3 separate regions of the Homo sapiens genome follow, and regions 1 and 3 are each linked to region 2. A link is a loop called in an ENCODE intact Hi-C map of the cell type or tissue named here. Cell type or tissue: PC-3. All regions are shown on one strand. Each heading gives the region's core, and the rest is flanking DNA. Links, peaks and the distances in the headings are about the cores only.

Region 1 (7,615 bases), core at 1,818-6,817, 84 kb after region 2:
GCCCTTACTACCTGTAATTTTAAGAGCTTGAGGTAATTACTATGCAGCAAAGTTTTGTTTTTGTCGCGAGTACCACATAAACAGGAATTGGATGTGCACAGCTTCGTTTTATTCTAGAATGCCCAACGCTGAATTTTGTTTTTAATCTCTTACCCAACAACCAATTATCTACAGAAACTCAGAGGTTTGCAGAACTTGAAGAAGGGTGGAAATCACGTCTCTCTAACCTAGGATGTGGGACCCGTTCAGAGACTTTCTGCACAGCCTAATCTACCCTCTTCTTTAAGACACCTAGAAAAGCAGCAGTCCATAAATTTCCCTTGGGATCACAAGGTCGCAGTGGCCTTTAGCGGAATACTTTCTCTTTAGGTCTGAACTGATTTACTATTTTCCTCTACCTCACGTAGAGGAAAATAGTAAAATTCCTATTTACACGAGGTAGAGGAAAATAGTAAATCAGTTCAGACCTAAGGAGACTGTGATGTTAAAAAATAAACAAGGCACTGAGAACACAATTTCTTAATCAGCTCAGCTTAAGAGGAGCGAGAAACAGTAGAGAGAACTTAGCTTTGTATTCAGACAGACCAGAGTACTCTCGAACTTCAACTCTGCCATTTTATTTTTGTTGTTTGTTTTTAAGACAGGGTCTCACTCTGTGACTCAGGCTGGAGTGCAGTGGCATGATCATGGTTCACCGCAGCCTCAACCTCCTAGGCTCAAGCCATCCTCCCATCTCGACCTCCAGAGTAGCTGGGACCACAGGCACGCACCACCACACCAGGCTAATTTCTGTATTTTTTTGTAGAGGCGGTATTTCAGCATGTTGTCCAGGCTGGTATTGACCTCCTGGGCTCAAGGGATCCACCTGCCTCGGCCTCCCAAAGTGCTGGGATTACAGGCATGAGAACTTTGCCACTGTCAACTACTATGCACCTTTGCAGGATTCAGCACCTCCTTGGGCCTCAGTTTCCTCATATGTAAAATGAGGTCACTGCCACCTGCCTCTCAGGAATGTAAAGGGTTTACAGTAATGAACGAAAAGTGCTGAGCATGCTACCTGGCACTTGAAAGGCAGTCAATAAACAAATAGTAACTATTATAACCATGAGGTTATTAGCCCTATGGGTCAGCTATTTGGAAACCACCTACCCAAGGGAAAAACAGTGTGAAGTCCAGTTTTCAGCCTGCCCAAGGAAGCCTGAGCTACAGCAACCATGGTATGATGAGGAACCAATGTCTGCCCATTGGCAGGAGCCATAGATACAAACCCAACCACTTGCTCCAAAAAGTGCTGCAGCTGCGGCTTTCACACTGCACTTTGCATTCTCCTTTCAGCTCTGTTGCGGAGGTAGCCGCTACTAAGCTTACTTTACCAGTTACTAATGTGCCAAAAATGGATCCAGCCACATTCTCCATGAGCTTCCCACTCCCAGGAAGTACCCCTGTTCAGTAGACTCCAGAAGCAAAAGACACCTGCCAGAATCTGTTCTCTTCCTCCACCTCCCACCTCCCCTTTGCATGATGGATACCTGCACCCTTCTCGCTCCTGGAGTCGGACATTTCCAAAATCAGTCATTTGGGGTACGGGCCTAATAGAATAAGCTTTAATGTAAACCCAAGTAAAGCATGTCTTATGCCTCCTGTGCCAATGAATTGAGGAGGCATCTACCCAGGCGAGGCTAGCCAGGTGCCCCACAGTACCCCACGGGCCACTGTGTTCCTCTTGATTAGAAAAGTTCCTAACTTATTGCAACCCAGGGTTTACATCCCCACCTGACTCAGGCCCCTTAAGGCAGGAACCTTATCCTGTTTACCAACAACTCTGGGTAATACATAGCTTTTGCTAGTAACAGGGGCTACTAACAGCTGGGCACAGTGGCTCATGCCTGTAATCGGAGCACTTTGGGAGGCCGAGGCAGGTGGATCACCTGAGGTCAGGAGTTCGAGACCAGCCTGGCCAACATGGTGAAACCCCATCTCTACTAAAAATACAAAAATAAGCGGGGTATGGTGGCGCATGCCTGTAATTCCAGCTACTCAGGAGGCTGAGGCAGGGAGGATTGCTTTAACCCGGGAGGCGGAGGTTGCAGTGAGCTGAGATCACATCACTGCACTCCAGCCTGGGTGACAGAGCAGAGTCTCAAATAACAAAAACAAAAAGACACCTTAGTGTGAATTTAAGATGAAGCACTATCTCCCCCAAGGATATTGGCTTGAGGGATGCAGGAGGGTGCATGAGGAGAGAAGTACAGGGGGCTGCAATCGGGACACGGGGGACACCAGGCTGAAAACACTAAGCCTTCCCTCCTCGGTAAAGGTCAGTCAACCCTGGTGCTATTTCCATCCCCCACCCCATTCCCTTTTTTTTTCTTTTTTCCTTTTCCATTTTCAGGATTTTCATGTCATAACTGGTTTCTTGATAACAGCAATGTCACATGCCTGAAAAAAGTAAGCACTTGGTCATTCAGAGAAAATTACCCAATTTTTGGTTTCCCCTTGAACTTTGTTTTCCTGCTCTGATGCCAACCTCTCAGCCATGCCACCGCCCTTTAGTGCCGAGATCAGAAGATGAAAAGAAAGGAAAAGCATAAAATCAGTTGGATATTTTTAAAAGGCCAATGGCATCTCTTAGATAAATGGGTTTCACGGGGAAAGAGAGTTAGGAGGCCATTAAATTTCTTTAACTCTCCCTCACCCATCAGCACAAGCAAATTAAACAAAGAAAAAAAGGAAGCCACCAGGGCAATAAATTCTTAACACAAACCCAAGGCCTTTTCTAGTTGCTGTATCCCCTTTCCCTAAATGAAAAAGTATCTCACTAACCCTTTCTTCATATTTTTCTTCACTTACTTTCTTCTAATCACTTTAGGATATTAGAGCTGCTACTCCAAAGTGAGAAATTGCAATAAATGTGCTTAGGCCCACATTTACATAAACTTTTCTTTTTGGGGGGGTAGAGTGTATTATTATATTCACAGTGTAACTATTGCTGTTCAGGGGTGACTTTTCAGACACCATGAATTCAACAGCATCCTCGAATAAGCATTTTTCTTTTCCCAATTGAGACAAGATTTGGAAGTTAACAAACCATTTAATAATATGGCTTCATTTTGTTGGCATGGTCTCACTCACTCACACACACACACACAAAAAAAACAGTAGGAAAACACTTTCCATATAGTCTTGCTCCCCAAAGGGTGATGATTCGGGTCAGGGGACACCCTGTAAGACAATGCGCTGCATGTAACCTCCATTTCAAGCCAAAGCCAAGACAATGAAGACGGCTCCCACAGGGTGCACACCTCCAGCAAGTGAATACAGTAGTAGCAGCAGAGCATGGTCGTGGAAGTTGGGGAAAAGCGAGAAAACCAAGTGGGCAAAATTATGTCATTTTTGTATTTTTCAAAATGAATGTTCTTTGGACTTACATTAGCAGCTAGAAATGAATGTAAATGTTCTTTCACTTCAGCAAGGCATTCTTGGAAGGATGTCATCCCACTGTTAATAAAAATACAGGCGGGGCACGGTGGCTCATGCCTGTAATCCCAGCACTTTGAGAGGCCGAGGTGGGCAGATCACCTGAGGTCAGGAGTTTGAGAACAGCCTGGACAACATGGCGAAACCCTGTCTCTACTAAAAATACAAAAAAGTAGCCGAGCATGGTAGCGGGTGCCTGTAATCCCAGCTACTTGGGAGGCTGAGGCAGGAGAATCATTTGAACCAGGGAGGCCGAGGCTGCCGTAAGCTGAGATTGCACCATTGCACTCCAGCCTGGGCGACAAGAGCAAAACTCTGTCTCAAAAAAAAAAAAAAAAAAAAAAAAAAAAAAAAAAACACATAGAGGGCCACCCCCTAAGAAAAACTTAAAACCACTGATTTGTGGTCAGGTAGCAACATCAGGGTGGAAATTTTAATGCAAACATCATATTTGGGGTACAAAAGTAAATTAACCAAGATCCCCGGAGACTATCACATTACTAAAAAGGGCAGTGAAAACACATTTTCTTGATAAAATATATGACCTAATTTAGCCAATATAAGCATGGTTACATTTTCCTTAGTCCTACTTCTCTATCATTTTTAAGACCATGTGACAGGTGTCTCAGGTGTCATCTCAGATGTGCCATGTTATACACTGTGTTCTGTCTGCAGGGCTTCATCATACTTCCAGAATAAGTTTAATCTACAAAAATGGACTTATGTTAACACAAATATCAACCACAAAACCTTAAGGATGTTGTTAGCTTTGGCTTTTTGAAGGAAAATTCTCCACATTTATGCAACTCCATTATCTACGTGGGGGAGTCTCCGGAGGGTCTCCAAAAGCTGACCAAACCCTAAAGTATTTTTTCTCCTTTTAATCTGAAATCATTCCCGAATATGACAAGTCAAATTATCACTTGGTTTTCCCTGAATAGGACAACCCTGTATTATAACCTTGACCCTGACAAGGACTGCTCGGTTCTAATGCCTACACTCCCACCTCCTTGGCAGAAAGTGCCCTGGCAGTATTGACTGTAAACAGAGAGGTAGAAACAAAGGGATCTTCAGTAAAGGCACCATCTACTGTCTAAAGTTGGAAAGCACCAATCAACAGGTTCTTCAGGTGGAGAGGTGGATTAGGGAAGAGCTATGAGGACCTGAGATGAGTTCTAGATCAGGACTGATCTTGAGCCGTCCGAAGAGTGGCTGGTGGGAGCAACTCTCAAAGCAGAGGTTTTCAAACTTGCCTGCACATTAGAATCACCTGCGGCGTCTTAAAAATTCCATTGTCCAGGCTGCAACCCAGGCAAGCCGAATCCAGATCTCTGGGAGTGGGACACAGGCACCAGTATTTTTTAAAACTCTCCAGATGTGGGGCCAAGTTTGAGAACCAATGCCCGCAAAAGCATTCCCAGCGAGCTTTGAGCAACGTTTTGAGCGGCATAAGCAGAGTCGGGAGGGCAGCGGCCTTAGGGTGAAGAACACACAAAGCAAATATACAAAGTTTCAAAAATCCTGTGTAACTAACTCCAACATGACAGCCAAGTACCTGTCTAGAGGCCAAACAGTGATGCAACTTGGAAAAGTCCCGGGGAGAGCTAGAATGTGTGCTCCGAGTGAGGCGGGGGCTCTCTCGGGGATGACCTCCCTGGGCGGCGCAGTGGTCTGGAGGATCGGGGAGAGAAAGGTCACACGCCCCTTTCTTTCCAGGGGATGGTCCGGCCGAGCACGCCGAGGACTTGTGTACGACAGGATAGGTCAGAAACTGCTTCGTGTGAGTCTCTCCCAGCTGTCACTAGAGCCGGAGGGTCCAGGCAGGGGTGCGAAGGCAGAAAGTCCCTCTTCACTAAAGGGAGGTTCTGCAGGGCCTCCTCCCTCCCACCCCGCCCCGAAGCGGGTTCCCCAGGGATCGCCCGCATCTGTTCTGCGCCTGCCCTCGGCGGGGCGCGGCGCGGGAGTCCGGGTCGCATCTTCGAGCCCCAGGACACGCGCGGCGCGGGTCACCGAGAGTGGACGCGCGGACTGAGCACAGTGCACCTGGCTGAGCCCGAACCCCTGGGGGTCCCGCCGCCCTGGGCGGCCCCTAGCACCCCGAAACCCGGCTGCCGGCGCACACCCCGCCCCGCTCCAGCCCGGAGCTCACTCACCGCCGCCGCCGCCTCCTCCCGCGTCCAGCTCCCGCCGCAGCCAGCAGAGCCCGGCCGGAGTGCAAGGGCCGCGGCGCCGCCGGGAGGCCGAGCGAGCCCGCGCCCCGCCCCGCAGTCGCCGCCCGCCCTCCTGGGAGGAGGGGCAGGGGCTGGCCGGGGGCCTGGACCCGCCGGGGCTGCCGGCGGGCCCAACCCTCCCTTCAATCCGCCCGCGGCCCGTCGGGACGAACCTACCCAGGAACCCCCGCACCACCCGCCCTCGGCTCCGCTGGGCCCGGGGCTGCGCTTAGACCTCACCCCTTCCCGGAGCCGTTCGTCCTTCCACCTCCCCTCCGCCGTCACCGGGCATTTTTCTTCTCCCAGCCTCGGCCTCTCCAAATTCCTGGCCTGCAGGAAGCCCTCCCTATTTCGCGCTCTCGACTGCGCCGAGCTCAGTTTACCCCTTTCCCTTCCTTTCCCTGCTTAGCCTTTTTCCCCCTCACTGTCAGAAACTTAAGGGATAGCGCTCTTCTGCCACCGCAAACCCACACCTATTTATTGAGCACCTACTGTGTCTAGACACTGGTGGGGAGGTTATCCCACTTGCGCGGTAACAAGAAATGTCTGTCTCTGTTGGAGAAACAGTAAAGTGAGGCGCCTCGTAAGGTCACACAGCTGGCGGTAGTAGGGCTGGGATTCGAATACAGTTTTTAGGTCCTTGTTTAGACCCACCCCACGATAAACTGCGGCACGCCTCTCGCTAGCTGTGAGAACTTGGGCAAAATGTTATCAGTTCTAAACCCCAGTTCACTCATCCGTAAAATGAAAAGCTGGATACTTCACCAGCTATGAGGATTCCCTGAGAAAACAACAACCTGTACTTTTTTTTTTTTTTTTTTTTTTTGGAGATGGAGTCTTGCTGTTTTGCCCAGGCTGGAGTGCAGTAGCGCGATCTCGGCTCATTGCCTCTGCCTCCCGGGTTCAAGCGATTCTCGTGCCTCAGCCTCCCGAGTAGCTGGGACTACAGGTGGCCACCACTACGCGCGGCTAATTTTTGTGTTTTTAGTAGAGACGGGGTTTCACCACGTTGGTCAGGCTGGTCTCGAACTCCTGACCTTAAGTAATCTACCCGCCTCGGCCTCCCAAAGTGCTGGGATTACAGATGTGAGCCACTGCGCCCTGCCCAACCTGTACTTAATACATGTTTGCTGACATATTGAATGAAATAGACCCTTGAAAACTTAACAATTCAAAACAATATAAAAGGACTTGAAAAAGTAATAGGTTGGTGCAAAAGTAATTGCAGTTTTGCTATTACTTTCAATGGGAAAAGCCACAGTTACTTTTGCTCCGACCTAATAATAGTGATTCATTGCCAGGAAAGAAAGAAAAAAAAAAAAAGATGCTACTTATCCCAAGTGGGCAGCATGGTCAAGGGAGTCTTTTTGGAGGAAGCGGTATTGCACTATTCCAGAGTTAGCAGGTCTAGGTTGGGGAAGACAGCCAAGGTGATGGGGTGTGTGAACAGTGCCCAGAGGGTGGACCAGCTTTCCTGAGCAGAGGCTGCCTGGGGCAGGACACACATGCTAGAAAATGGGATGAGGCATACTAGAAAGGTGGATGGGGTCAGAGGGTGGAAAAGGCATCAAATGCCAAAGTGAGGGGGCTCAAGGCAACCAAACAGTACTTGGACACCTCAAAATGACTAGAATGGAACCTGCATGCAATAGAGGGCACCTAAATGGCCCTGGGAACCAGATGGGGGAGACCCATGGCCTAGGAACCAGCAGAGTCATGGGGTAGATGGGGAGTTGCAGCAGGGAGGGACAGGAAAGAATTTTCCAACTGGGTGCAGTGGCTTATGCCTGTAATCCCAACACTTTGGGAGGCCAAGGCAGTGGATCACCTGAGCACAGGAATTCAAGACCAGCCTGGGCAACATGGCGAAAACTGTCTCTACCAAAAAAAAAAGAAAAAGAAAAAGAAAAAAAGCGCATACACACACA
Region 2 (7,615 bases), core at 1,133-6,132:
AAACCTTTAGTGCTCAAGCTAGGATAAAGTGCTGGTTATTTTACAACGATAAAATAGCACTTTAGGGGGTTTTGACACTGGGGCAGTGGTAAGAATAAGAAAAACTGATGACAGAAGGTTGGGCTGCTTCATAAGACCTATTGAAGTAATAAACTTTTTAATGCAATAAAATTTCTTAAAGAAATGTCCTTTTTTTTTGGGGAGGTTGAAGCTGACGGATCCCCTGAGGTCAGGGGTTTGAGACCAGCTTGGCCAACATGGTGAAACCCGGTCTCTACTAAAAATACAAAAATTAGTCAGGTGTGGTGGCGCATGCCTGTAATCCCAGCTACTCAGGAAGCTGGGGCAGGAGAATCACTTGAACCCAGGAGGTGGAGGTTGCAATGAGACGAGATCATTTTACTTCACTCCAGCCTGGGCAACAGAGTGAGACTCCATCTTAAAAAAAAAAAAAAAAAAAAAAAAAGTCAGTTTTTAGCCATAGTGGTTGGTGGGTGGGTTCTCCCCCTGGGGCAGGAAAAATCTAAGTGTAAGAGCACATATTTAAGAAACATTATTTACCAGATTTAAAAATTATATTTAATTCACTCTCCTCCAAATATTTAATAATCTTAATGTTCTATTCTATAATACCAAGACATAAATAATATAACCAAAAACAGCATCCATCTACTAAATTGACACATTTGTCCCCCATAAAATATGACTCTATCACATTTGTTAAGCAGCCACCTTCAGAAGCAAAAGCTAATATGGTGAAAAAACACAATCAGGATCCTCTTTAAGAAACTGCAAGGAAGCCGCGCACAGTGGCTCACATCTGTAATCCCAGCACTTTGGGAGGCCGAGGTGGGCAGATCACTTGAGGCCAGGTGTTCGAGACCAGCCTGGTCAACACGACGAAAGCCCATCTCTACTAAAAATACAAAAAAACTAGCCAGGCGTGGTGGCACATGCCTGTAATCCCAGCTACTTGGGAGGCTGAGGCAGGAGAACTGCTTGAACCTGGGAGGTGTAGGCTGCAGTGAGCCAAGACTGTGCCATTGTACTCCAACCAGGGTGACAGAGCAAGACTCCATCTCAAAAAAAAAAAAGAAGGAAAGAGAAAGAAAGAAAGAAGGAAAGGAAAGGAAAGGAAAGGAAAGGAAAGGAAAGGAAAGGAAAGGAAAGGAAAGGAAAAGAAACCGCAGAGAAATTCAAAAGCAAGGCACAGAAATTCAAAGAATAATACTAGAGTTCCCAAAAAGACCTCCCACATCACCACTGAAAAAATTCAACAGGAACTACATGGCAGGGACTGAAAACCCAGTCAGAAAGGAAATTTGTCCTAAACTAACTTTCACTTGCCAGACACCGCACGGATGTGACTATGTCCCAGGCACCATGCTGAGCTCAAGAGGCTAAGAGCACAGGCTCTTGACTTGCATATGGGGTGTATTGGTCTATGTTATTTTATTTATTTCTTTATTTATTTTGTAATTTGAAGATATGCTTAAAAGTTGGGAGATCTCACAGAAACATCCAGATATCTGGCTTCTTGAAAAAAATGAAAGATCTAGCAACATGGGCCCAGCATTCTCTCACTGGCAACTCTAAGCTGGAGCAGAGAAGCCACTGACCGCTCCAGCAAAGGACATGCCCTCCAGCCAGCTTGTCACAGTCCCCACCATACCCTCCTATCATCCCAATAACAGACTCAGTGCTTTACTCATTTATGCTCCCTGTCTGGCCCCAGAGGTACTAGAGTTTGTCACTCCCTCTCAGGAAAAAAAAAAAGGACAAAAGTGCCCCCTATGCCTAAGAAGTGCAGAGTCTAATGGAGGAAGCAGACAAGATGAGAAATTATAATAGGGTATGATACAAACTACAGTAGAAGAATGGCCAGGGTTCCGCAGAAACCCTAAGGAAGGTGAAGGAAGGTGCAACTAACTCCACCAAAGGGAGTATAGGTATCTAGGGCATGTTCATAAAAGAGAGGACATTTGGGGGAATTCTTGCAGGAGGACAACAGCCTGTTCAGATGGCAAAGCAGGAGCAAGTCACTCTACACGTATGAAGAGGTGAGAGGTCTGAAAGACACAGAGTTTTCTGGAGATGGGTTAGGCAGAGAAGGGACTTCTTCCCTACCATGCTAACAATTTTCAGCTTAAATCTGGGGCAATGGGGAGTCAAGCAAGTTACTTAAGCAAAGGCTGACACGATCAGATTTGGTTTTGTAAGGAAAGTTGCTGGCAGCAGTATAGAAAACAACCTGGAACAAACAGCCCTTGCTGGCCCACACCCCAGTGGGTACTAAGGCGAACCCCTTTGTGTTAGCTTCCCGGTGCCTGGAAACTGTCCATTCTCTGCCAGTGATACACGTCTTGACTACTTCGCCTGTTTCGTTTTTACAGACTGATATGGGTCAATGTAGTTGTCGCTCTTGAAATGGCATAATGAAAATACTATGAGTTAATATATAATGCAGACATTTGAACAGGACAAAATGCAGTAACATAAGTCTCTACTGATGATCTCAATTCCATACAACAAAGATATCCTTTCACCTACCATGTATCCTTTCCTCACTTACATATCTCTGACAGTAGAGAACCTGGAAGCTTCCAATAAATAGCCCCCACCCCATGTGAGGCACAAGTTTGATTTTCCTTATACTTAAATCACTACAAACATATCCCCCAACACTATTCTCAACTGCCCTTAAAGGAGCCACCCAGAATACACCACATTAAGTCAAGTTTTGAGGCAAGATTTAAGGGTGATAAAGATATGGGTCCAAAGGAGAAAAATTTTAACTCAGTAGCCTATTGGCATGTACCTGATGAAGCAATAGCACATAAAGATAGATCACAAGGATACCAGGCTGGTGCACAGAAATGAAATGAGATGCAAATAACAGGCATGTCCCCTCAAAGCAATAAAAATTAAATCGGTTTCGCTTTTCTCCCTCAAATTCAGTCAAATCTAAAAAAAAATAAGACAGGGAAATCAACAAGAGGCTTTTAAAAACGGTCTCCAAGTTGTAATAACCCCAAACAGTCTATTTCCCAGACTTTTTATTGTTATAACAAACAAACCCATCTTTCATTTCTTGTCATTTGCAATTACTGTGCCATAATTGAAAATCAGTGAATCACCATAGGGCTTAGGGGAGAGAGGGCCTACTAACTCTGAGCTGTCACTGTAATCATCACAGAATAAACAATATCAAGAATTCTTTCTTCATCATTTTTAACCTATATATTGCAGAGTCTCTGAAAATTTTATAATCTGTAATTCCCCTCTTTCCCTAAAGATGGCATGACATTTCAAACCATTTTCCCCTTCAAAATACTGTTTTTCTCTTCTTCAACAGCCAGTATGACGTCTGCCCCAAAAGACTTCAGCATAATTTTGAATCTATTTGTAGGAGCCAAGAATTCAATTAAGAGAAAAATTATCTTGGAAGGGTTTCGGCAATTCAGCCAATTAACCCTCTTGTAACTGTGCTGAGAAAAGAACCTGAATTGTCCAACAAAAGGCTACACAAAATCAAAAGGAACAGACTAGGGTGGGGGATGAAGGATTCCAGGAATCTGGGTCCCGTCTGCACTTCTGCCCATTAACTTGGTCACACAATGCCCTCGGCCTCTGACCGTTAGGAACGCCTGGGAGAGTACATCCCTCCACTCTGCAAGGGGCTGCAGAACCTCAAGTGTTCATATGCAGCTTCTTCATCTCCCCCTCTGCAACAGGATTTAACCAATGTCCCTACCAACGTTTCAGTTTATAGACTTTAAAAGGTCAATAGCAGGACCATTGAGCTTATTCTTTGTTAATAAGCTCTGTGTCCATGATCTGATGAATTGAGATTCACTCTCTAATTAAAAGGAATGAAGGGGATTTGCAGTGGTGTGGGAGAGAGGGTCTTACCCTTTCATCTGTTCACAAGCCAGATTCTCCTGCCCCATCCCTCACCTTGGTTGCTTCTTCCACACTCTCCCTCAGGGCCTGCAACTCAGCATCATATTGCTCCTTCAGCTTGTCCATCTCCTGATCATGGCTGGAAACCTCTTCTTTCAGGGCTCCCTTCAGGGCGGTGAGTTCACGCTCTCGCTTTCTCAAGAGGTCTTCTTGCTCCTCTTTGGCAATCAGCAGATCTTGAAGATCCTGTTTTGCCTGTAAGAGCTCCTAGAGAGAGGAAACACGAAGGGAGAAGGTGACAATGAAACATCTTGTTGAGAGGCCCTGTATCTCCCCTCCAGTTCAGTCCCCATGTGCACAGCCATCTCACCTGGCCTTGCCACTCTCTCCTTCCACATCCCGCACACCTGTTTAGACCATTTCTTCCTCTCCCCCTGCATTTCTCAGAGGCCATCATTCCCTTGGATTCCTCTGCCTCTGCTTCTTGGAGATTTGATTGAATTTGAGGGAGAAAGGGGAAACTAATGTAAATTTCACTGCTTTGGGGAACACGTCTGTATCTTCCATCTCATTTCACTTCTGTGCAGTGATCTGTTGCCCTTGCTCTTGCCCTGTGTGTGCTGTTGCTTCACGGGGGCACGCCAGCTTGCCTACCTTGCTTCATATCCCCTGGGACCCTGAGTGTGGTCAAACCCTTCATCCACATTCCTCGTACTCAGGACAACTTTGCCTGTTTTTCTTCTATCTCATTTGCCCATCTGAGCAGAGCACAATATTCATATTTTCCCCTTCTTAACTGCCAGGTATTAATGAGGAAGGTCACAAAGCTGGGGCAACAGGCTCCACTATAAATCACATTACCTGAGCCCAGTGTGTCCTGCCAAAGGCTCGGCATTCCTTTCCCTCCAGCATTTTTGTCCCAGACCTTCTCAGTTTTCCAGCTCAGGACTCGCCCTCACAGACACCTTTGCTCTTCCCTCAGCCAGAGAGATGTGGGCATCTTGGCTCCCTCTCCACCTCAACCCCTCTCTGCACTCCAGGCCTTCTTCCACCCAGAGTCCCTCCACAGAGAACGCACTGTCCCCTGCCAGCCTGCTCCCAGTCTTCACTCCATCAGTTATTGACATGGTTTGGCTCTATGTCCTCACCCAAATCTCATCTTGAGTTATAATTCCCATAATTCCCACTTGTCAAGGGGGGGACACTGTGGGAGATGATTGGATCACGTGGATAGTTTTCCCCATGTTGCTCTTGTGATAGTGAGTTCTCATGAGATATGATGGTTTTATAAGGGGCTTTCCCCACTTTGCTCACTCTCTCTCCTGTTGCCTTGTGAAGAAGGTGCCTGCTTCCCCTTCTGCCATGAAGTTTCCTGAGGCCTCCCCAGCCATGCGGAACTGTGAGTCAATTAAACCTCCTTTGTTTATAAATTACCCAGTCTCAGGTAGTATCTTTACATCAGTGTGAGAATGGACTAATACAGTTGTCTTTTCTTTCTGCCATTTTGTTCCTACCCATACTCTTGAATCTTGGCTACCTGCCAAACTTCACCACCAAAATGTCTGAAAGCATAATTTCTGTTCACTGCCTCTACTTCACAACTGCCCATTCACTCCTTAATCTCTTGCTATATGATTTTTGTCCCTGCTCTACCAAGACAGTCCCCTGCAAGGTCATTGTGACCTTTACTCATATCCGATGGCCTTTTCCCAGTTGTCAATTTTCTTTACCCCTCTTTCATCCTCCCTTCCTGTCTCTCTAAGATGCCCTTCTTTCTTGTAGTGCCAAGATAACACAGACTCCTGTTTTCTTCCCTCAGGCTGTTTCTTCTTTGATAATCTTTTCTGGCTTTTCACTCCCTCTTCCCAAAATCTATGATGATCTCCAAGATTGCAACTTTGCATTCTTTATTCTCTTTTAGCAAGCTCATTTTTGTTTTTCCAACTATTAATTCTATGTAAATGACTCCTAAACCTTTACCTCTTACCCTTCTCTGAGTTCAAACCTGCACTAACACATTCAAAGACCTGCTAGATGAACCCATCTGGATGTCCTGTGGCACCTCAGATTCAGTAAGATTACAATTTCAAGAGAATTCATCATGCTCCTTCCTTCCTTCTTCCTTTGTTCTTTGCTCTTGTGAAAAGCACCACCTGCCCCCTCAGCACTCAAGCTCAGAAACTTGGCAGGACTTTGACTTTCTCTCGTCCTAGTCTCTCATAACCAAAAAGTTAGTTCTGCAACATCTTCAATCCTTTCTGTCACCTCCCTGGGTAAAGCCCTCCTCACCTCCTGTGCAGGTGGTTTACGATAACCACTCAGCTGCTCCCCGCATCCAGGCTCTCACCTACAGCCTCTATGGCAATCCACGCAGCATCTTCAGTCCGGAGTGCCCTTCTCCCTTCTCAGGCCCATCTCTCCCTGCCTTTCAGAAAATCTTTGAAGACCCAGATACGGTAAGACCTCCTCCAAGAGGTCTTCCTTGAATATCCCTCTTGAATACCCATCTCACTCTAGCTGTTCTTCTCACAGTACTTAACACTTTTTATTTTACATTCTATATATTTTAATCATTTTTCTCATCTGCATTTGACTCGCCTACTTATCCTTGTTGAAAGAAGGATACAGATCTGATTTATTATATTTTTGATGCATAGATTAATATTGGGAGCACTTATCTGTTCAGATATAAATAAACAAGTGCAGTACAGCAGGTGTCTGGAGATGTCAGAATTCTGAACTCATCAGTTATTTCACTTGTGGCTTCTGCATAAGAACACGACCTGTTTTCTTGGAACCCCTGGGTAATCAGAGGCATGGTTGCCACCGGGGGACCCAAGGCTTCAGAGATGATAAGCTACTTTCCATTCCAGAATTGTGTCTCTGATGAGGGAAGAAACATTTTATTGATTTAAGTATAACCGACAACGAGATCTCTTTCATTTTCTCTAGGACATGCACCTCCATTGAACCAGGGGAACCGCTACAATCCCAGGGTGGGGCTGCATTGCACAGACTAAGATTTTGCCCATCAAGAATCTAACTAGCAGGCATTGACAAGCTCAGAAGAAATGTCAAGAGACCCATGCAGGTAACGAGGCCGGCTCTGGCTCTTTCAAAGCACCAAACACAGAGATCTTATGAAATTATACCCTGTCCTCGTATTTATCAAAGAGGACGCCCTGCTGCCGCTGCCCAGCCCCTTCTTAAGGAAGATCAGAGTCTCTCCTGAATTACTGTTGCTTCCGGCTACCCCCCAGGGCTTCCTGGAACCTCCTGCCAGCATCTTTAGTGCAGGCCCTGTGATTCTGACCCCTGTTTCCTGCTTTTACTCTCACACGTTTCTCAATTGTTTGGATGATAAGACAGTTCCTCTCCCCACACTTATGTTTTCCAGCATATCTCTATGTTTTGTGTTGCCTTTTGTGTGCTGCCGCCAATGCATGTCAAGACTGAGGTTTTTATGGTCCATTCTGCAACGACATGCTGTTATCTGTTGCTTAAGTGGACTGTGCAGCACAAATCCAATCAGATTACACCTCGCCATATCACTTAGTAGCACTTGAAGTTTTCCAGAGTAGAGACTAAAAGGTACACGATGTTTCATAAACTTCACTCCATCACCTCGGGGCTTAATTATTTCAATCAAAGAAGGGAGAGAAAAATACATAAACTTCAAAATGTAAGTATACATCCATTAGAGGTCAACTTG
Region 3 (7,615 bases), core at 1,231-6,230, 120 kb after region 2:
AAAGGCCCCACTGTCTCAGGAAGCAAGCAGGCAGCCTAGGATTTCTTGATTGGGGTGAAGAGGTTTAAGGCCCAACACAAAGTTGGAGTTAATTAAATCATAGCAAATTACACTAGAACCTCATTATTTCAATGTTGGTTAATTTAAAGTAAAGTAGCAACTATTTCTTTTTTTTCTTTTTGAGACGGAGTTTTGCTCTTGTCGCCCAGGCTGGAGTGCAATGGTGCAATCTCGGCTCACTGCAACCTCCACCTCCCGGGTTCAAGCGATTCTCCTGCCTCAGCCTCCAGAATAGCTGAGATTACAGGTGCCTGCCACCATGCCTGGCTAATTTTTGGATTTTCAGTAGAGACAGGGTTTCTCCATGTTGGCCAAGCTGGTCTCAAACTCCTGAACTCAGGTGATCTGCGCGCCTTGGCCTCCCAGAGTGCTGGGATTACAGGCGTAAGCCACTGTGCCTGGCCAAAAATAGCAACTATTTCAAAGCTACCGCTAGTCCCCAACCAACGAGGCACCTTATTACTGTTTAATGAAAGTGCCGAGATAAGCCGGACCTGGTAAATGCAAAGACCAGCGGGGGTTGGAGAATTTTTCTTTTTGTTCTTTGATATCAAATTAATAAGGTTTTATTGTAGGAGAAGTTGAGGTACCCGTATGCAGTGATGCCAGTAGAACATTGCCTGCCAAGTAATATTGCTCTAAAACAGTGAATTTTTCTCCCTGGCCTGAGAACCTAATACATTTAGAGCTATAAATTCTAGAGGTCCCCCCACCCCCACCGCCCAAAATATTTTCTTTGCATGTTAGAATCTAGTCTACATAAAGCCAATTTTTGAAAAAGTGCTATTCAGTCCATCAACTATTTATTTAAAAACAGTTAGTAGTTAACTATTGTTTTCAAAATAGAGCACTGGACTGGGCTCGGCGGCTCACGCCTGTAATCCCAACACTTTTGGGAGGCCAAAGTGGGCAGATTGTTTGAGTCCAGGAGTCTGAGATTAGCCTGGGAAACACAGCAAACCCCATCGCCACAACAATAAAAAATAAATACAAATTAGAGCACGGGCCAAGTGTGGCCTCCCGTGTGAGGTCACGGGTCAGCCTGGCCTCTGATCCATCTCTGAGTGGGGAGCCCAGGTGGGATCTGGCTTCCTACAGGCCTGCCCCATCCCCTGCCCAGCTGCAGCATTTGTTCCTGCCCACAGGGGTCTTCAGTCCCTGCTCCAGGTCCTTGTCAATTTCACTGTGGCTGCAGGGCCCTGGGGGTCACCTCACCATCTGGCTGGCCTTGCCCAAGTCCCTGGGGTTGCCTGTACTTGTTTCTGACGCTTCCATGAGAGCTCAGCTGTGGCTCAGGGGCCAGCCACGCCTGCTCATTTATCTTCCCAAATTGGAGTCCCTGCCAGAGCCCAGCTTTGGTTAGCACGGGCCAGTCCTGTCTAGAAGACGGGGGACTCTCTCAGGAGGATGACTGTCACTTTTAGGCCACATACAGTTTTGTAGAAACAAATGAACCTGTTTGCAATTTGAAAATTCATTATCCTCCCTTTTGGTGCAAAGAGCTACTTTAAGAAGACAGGTACAGATTATTCTGGGAAAAGGGATTTATCATTGAAAGAAGCTGTCTTAGCTCCCTCTCTCCTCATTGCCTCTTCCCTGTCAGCCTGCACAACTCAGGGTATTCATCTGCTGGGGCTGCCGTCATGAGGGAACAGCCGGGGTGGCTGAGCACCAGTGCTGGAGGCCACAAGTCTGAGATCAGGGGCCGCCGGGGTTGGTCTCTCCTTGGCTTGTAGATGCAGTCTTCTCCCTGTGTCTTCACGTGGTCCCCGCTGTCTGTGCGTTGTGCCCTGATCTCCTCTTCTTATAAGGACACCAATCATATTGGATTAGAGCCCATCCACAGGACCTAAATTTTTCCCTTAACTCTTTTCCTGTTTGCCCCAAGAACACTCACCAGCAGCTCTTGCGGCTGCAGCGTTTACCCCAAAGTAATTTGGTCACAAAACATCTCCCTTTTATTATTTTCACTTTGCTTTAGTGTATCAACTTTGGAAACAAAAGACATCATTCTACGTATAAGACATCATTCTAGGTATAGCGTTCTGTCTTTAGTAGTGGCATTTCCATTTAGAAAATATAGTAATTCTCGATCGCTGAAAATGTCAAATCCGAGAAAACATAGCATTCCTATGTGATCATTCTCAAAGAGTTGTTGGCCAAAGATTCATTTGATTAATCCTATTTTTCTGAAATAGACGATTCTGATGATTGAGATGATTTTGATGTTAGTTCTGTTTACACATAACTCCAAGAACAGTTTTTAAATTTTACTTTCACATTGAAAATCAGTCAGGTTGGTTTATGTAAAATTAAATGAGCTCTGGCCAAGCACGGTGGCTCATGCCTATAATCCCAGCACTTTGGGAGGCTGAGGTGGACAGATCACTTGAGGTCAGGAGTTTGACACCAGCCTGGGCAGCATGGCGAAACCCCGTCTCTACAAAAAATACATATATATTAGCCAGATGTGGTGGTGCATGCCTGTGGTCCCAGCTTCTCAGGAAGCTGAGGCAGGAGAATCATTTGAACTTGAGGGGCAGAGGTTGCAGTGAGCCAAGATTGTGCCATGGAACCCCAACCTGGGCAACAGAGCAAGACTCTGTCTCAAAAAAAAAAAAAAATGCTGGCAGTGGGCTGCACTTTTTTTTTTCCTAAACAGGAAAAGGGTTAATTATTTCTTTAAAGAACCTAGCACCAAATACAGTCACATTCGGAGGTACTGGGGGTTGGGACTTGAACATATGAATTTTGGAGGGGCACAAGGCATCCCATGACACATGTGGGAACCGGTATAATCTCTACAGAGACTAGAATTTAGATTTAACAGCTTGAAACAGCTTCAAGTTATTGGTAACATACAAAACAAAAACAATTCAAAGCCCTTTACATTCAAATTATTGAATAAAAAATAACTATTTCTACAATGTATAAAAGGTATGCTATGTTTATTAGTCTTACTTGTAGCTAATCTACTTTTATGTTTCCTTACAGAAAATTCTTGACATTTTATGTTTCCGTGTAAGAGATTGTACAGAAGGCAAATTTTTGTGTTATGCAATAATAATACTCTAATACAAATTCTGTTATGAACTTCATTGTCACTATATTTAAATGTCATAGCAATTATTTTTATGTGGTATTTTCAAATAATCTAGATTTCATGCAGCATTATAAAACTAACTGGGGCTGGGGACACTGGCTCATGCCTGTAATCTCAACACTTTGGGAGGCCAAGGCGGGCAGACTGCTTAAGCCCAGGAGTTTGAGACCATCCTGGGCAACATGGCAAAACCCCGTCTCTACAAAAAATACAAAACAAAACAAAATTAGCCAGACATGGTGGTGCACGCCTGTGGTCCCAGCTACTCAGGAGGCTGACACAGGAGGATCACTTGAACACGGGAGGCAGAGGTTGCAGTGAGCCAGGATTGTGCCACTGCATTCCAGCTGGGTGACACAGCGAGACCCTGTCTCAAAACAAAACAAAACAAAACAAAAACAAAACAGAAAACAGTGTGAGAAGTGTTCATTACCCACCCACCCCCACCCCCAAAGCTTTCCAAGCTCCCGACCCCATACAGAGGCAAAGGATGCACTGTGCAAAGCTGCCTGCCTGGCCCCAAACGTCCAGTCAAACCCACCACTGCCCTTGCATGACTTCTGACCCCTCCACCTTCAATCTAGACCCCACACCTATCCCACCATCATCTCAGGCCAAGGGGGACCTTGATTAAAGGTTTCCTTCCTGTCCCTGCACCTCCAGACAAGAGAGTGCAATGTTTTCAGAGACAGATCAGATCCTGTTAAAACATTTAACAAGGTCAAGATAACTTAAAATAGTTACCAGACAAAAATAGATGGACTAGTACATGGACAGCAGCTAACTGAGACATGGGATGCTACGTTTCTTATTCACACATCAGATCTTGACATCATATTAGTAAAGGTGTGGGGCGGGGACATGCCATGGCCAGGGTGGGGTCGCAGCTGGCCAGACTGAGCTGGCCCTTCTGTTGAGTTGAACCTTGGGGATATGCAGCCGCTGTGCAATGGTGCCACCTGATGGTACTTTGTAGAATAACCACTCTCCTAGTTTTTCTTCATCTTTAAGTTCCTAAAGAGAGACTGAAATTTCAAATTGGTTTCCTTGTTGTCTATTATTGTCAAATGAAAAGTGCAAACGTTGGTACTCACCTCTCTTGATTTTTATCTGTCTAAAAAATGAAATCTCAGCTATATTCACTGATATATTATGGAAAGAACACTGGACTTAAGGGATTTGGGTTCAGATCCCATTTTCGGCAACTTACTAGTTATAGGATTTGGTAAAGTTACTCAACATCTGCATGCCCATTTTATGATCTGGAGAATGGAAATAATAGGATTCTTGTGAGGATTACAGGAGGTGATATATGCACATCTGCGTCCATAAATCAAGCCTGGGTGTTGTGGAGGTGTGTGTCACCATCATGCATTCTCTGAAGGAGGCTCAGCCAGCTCTACCTTTAATGGCTGGGATTTACTTGTCTTTTGGTTCCTTTCCACCTGTTTGCCAGCAGAGGCTAAGGTTGTGATGGAGGCCATCTCTCAGCAGATGAGTTGAGACCATCCTGGGCAACATGGTCAGGACCACCCTTGGGCCTCTGTGCAGGGCAGTGCCCACCCTGATGCCTACGCTGGTCAGATTGAGAGCATAGACATGGGGCCATGACCTCCATAAACCCCCACCCAGTGCCACATGGCAGCCCAAGGAACCCTCTTAGCCCTGGGTTCTTCGTCTGTAAAACGAGGCTAACGTAACAAGGGGAGCTACTTAGTAAAACAAAAAAAAAAAAACTAAACTACAATTCGTCTTCTGGGATGTTTTGTTTTGTTTTGTTTTGGAGTGTTATTTGGCTGCTGTTTTACTCTATATTCCCAGAGACAAATGAAGCGTAAGAGGCTGTTCTTGCATTACTATAAAGGAATACCTGAGACTGGGTAATTTATAAGAAAAGAGAAGTTCTTTTGTTTTTGGTTTGTTTTGAGACAGAGTTTCACTCTTATTGCCCAGGCTGGAGTGCAATGGTGAGATCTTGGCTCACTGCAACCTCTGCCTCCCAGGTTCAAGCAATTCTCCTGCCTCAGCCTCCTGAGTAGCTGGGATTACAGGCATGGGCCACCATGCCCGGCTAATTTCGTATTTTTAGTAGAGACAGAGTTTCTCCATGTTGGTCAGACTGGTCTCAAACTCCCAACCTCAGGGGATCCGCCTGCCTTGGCCTCCCAAAGTGCTGGGATTACGGGCATGAGCCACCGTGCCTGGCTAGAAAAGAGGTTTAATTGGCTCACAGTTCTCCAGGCTGTAAGGAAGCATGGCCCCAACATCTGCTCATCTTCTGAGGAGGCCTCAGGAAGCTTATGATCATGGCAGAAGGTGAAGGGGGAGCAGGCACGCCACATGGCAAAAGCAGGAACAAGAGAGACAGCTGGTGGTGGGGGGTGCCACAGACTCTTCAATGACCAGGTCTCACAAGAATTCACTCACTATGATGAGGACAGCACCAAGCCATGAGGGATCGGCTCCCATGATCCCAACACCTCCCACCAGATCCCACCTCCATCACTGGGGATCACAATGCAACCTGAGATTTGGGCGAGGACAAATATCCAAACTATATCAAGCATCTTCCTTCCCCTTTCTCCCTTCCCCTCCTGATTCTGGGGAGAAGAGGCTGCTGTGTGTTTCTGAAGGGCTGAGTGTTCTCACCCACCCCCAACCCCCCAAGTAAAGAACTCTTATGTTTCAGGCCCATGGGGTGTGGGGAGAGGTGGTCCCAGAGGAGCAGGGCGTGAGATTGGCAGCTTTAGTTGAAGAGGCTGGGATAGATAGGGGGGCAGGGGTGGTGGTCTCAGCAAATGGTGAGGAGTGAGGGGGAAGGGTGTCCAAGGCTGCTCAGGGGGTGGAGCATGAATACCCAGAGGCTGAGCTTCAACTCATCAGCACTGCTCCCGGGGACCACAGTGACTGAAGAGTGAACCTCTGAGCAGTGCTCAGGGCGTCCTGAGGCCCGGAGAGCCAGTTCTCTGAATGGTGCAAGACCCTGTCAGGTCCACAGGACCCCAGAAGCCAGGAAGCACAACAAATTGGATTTCCGCCCATGCTGAGTAGATGGGAGCTAGAAAACCAAAGAAGGCCAGGTGTGTTGGCTCACGCCTGTAATCCCAGCACTTCGGGAGGCCGAGGCGGGCGGATCACTTGAAGTCAGGCATTTGAGACCAGCCTGGCCAACATGGTGAAACCCTGTCTGTATTAAAAATACAAAAATTAGCTGGGCATGGTGGCATGCACCTGTAATCCCAACTACTTGGGTGGCTGAGGCATGAGAATCTCTGAACCTGGGAGGCAGAGATTGCAGTGAGCTGAGATTGCACCACTGCACTCCAGCCTGGGCGACAGAGTGAGACTCTGTCTTACAAAAAAAAAAAAAGAAAAAAGAAACAAAGAAACAAAGAAAAAGAAAATCAATGGCCCTTGCGCCAGAGTGTCTTGGAGGGAGTCCACACTGACACGCCCACGGGGGGAGCTGCTGAAAGCATTCCCCAGTCCAGTGCTGCCCCGTGAGCACCGCCACCTGTTTCCCGCTTTCCTGGCCACCGTACATACATTTGTTCATGTTTATAGACTCTGAATATAGAGACCCCACACAAGAAGAGAAAGGCTCAGAAAAACAATGTTATGACCTGCTTCCTGAGGCACCCTGCCTGCAGGAAGTGCTTTTCACAGCAAGAAATTCTGACTCCAGGACCCATATTTTTAGCAGGAACATGGTCAGTCAACACACATCCTCTAGGCCTGCCCTGGACCAGATGACCAGGAGGAAGCAGCCGTGAGTCACAGGGAGAAAGCCGGTGGCTCTGACAGGGACGCCTGCTGCTCCGCCGGGGAACAGCTTTCCCCTGGTTTCAGTTAGAAAGGTCAGGGGACGCCTGACCACACAAGGCTCACGGGAACTGTGGAGGGCGGCCCCTCAGGCCACAATCAGCAGGTGCCCACCATGGCTTCTCTCCTGGCAGGTGAGGACTTCAGTTTTTCTCCATGGCTTGGCTCACCTGTTCTCTTATTCTCAGAGCCATAATCACCCTCCTCCTGCCCCAGCCTGGAGCTCTCTGAGACCCTCCACTATAGTAACCAGCACAGCCTAGAGAGGGTAAATCCTCCGGTGCCCCCAACATCCCACCTTCATGTTGCAGCGAGGCCCAAAATGTCCCAGAAGAAAAACAAACTCCATCGCACACCAAAAACCCACCAAAAAACGTGAAATCACCTTCATAATTTGGGAAGTATAAACATAGTTCTATTTGTTCTGTAACGTATTTTTCATGATCAGGAAATGAAGACAAAGAAAGGCTTTGGGAATTGTTTTATGGAGAGGACACCATCTTCCAGGTCCTGCCAGCTCAGGGCTCCCATCTTTCAGCCCCTCCAGAGCTGAGCCCGGAGGGCTGGGGCCGCCCTCTCCCTGCTCCTGAGCCACAGAAGCCCAAGGCTGGCCCTGAAGACCTAACAGCC

The links. A loop is a pair of places that touch in the nucleus more often than their neighbours do. Peaks named below come from ENCODE experiments on the same cell type or tissue, not always from the same donor. Only the 100,000 strongest peaks of a DNase experiment are listed, where the experiment ranks them.
Region 1: it touches region 2 in a loop (4-fold over the local background); 3 of 110 quality-filtered maps call a loop at or near these places.
Region 3: a loop joins it to region 2, with 8 times the contacts of the local background. A loop is called at or near these places in 24 of 110 quality-filtered maps.

The regions. Positions count from the first base shown.
Region 1 is chr15:57,374,583-57,382,197 of GRCh38, reverse strand. It overlaps CGNL1 (cingulin like 1), which reads right to left and starts at 5,693. Exons shown (of 19, transcript NM_032866.5): 1 at 5,631-5,693. In PC-3, for the core only: a CTCF peak has its summit at 4,583 (motif pointing left); no DNase peak of the experiment used is centred there; H3K4me3 peaks cover 1,590 bases.
Region 2 is chr15:57,458,235-57,465,849 of GRCh38, reverse strand. It overlaps CGNL1 (cingulin like 1), which reads right to left. Exons shown (of 19, transcript NM_032866.5): 8 at 3,958-4,170. Among named protein-coding and RNA genes, the nearest start is that of CGNL1, 86 kb to the right of the region's middle. In PC-3, for the core only: a CTCF peak has its summit at 3,339; a DNase peak (open chromatin) is centred at 3,169; H3K4me3 peaks cover 339 bases; H3K27ac peaks cover 847 bases.
Region 3 is chr15:57,337,354-57,344,968 of GRCh38, reverse strand. No RefSeq gene overlaps it. Among named protein-coding and RNA genes, the nearest start is that of LINC01413, 22 kb to the right of the region's middle. In PC-3, for the core only: CTCF peaks have their summits at 3,924 and 4,131 (motif pointing left); a DNase peak (open chromatin) is centred at 4,098.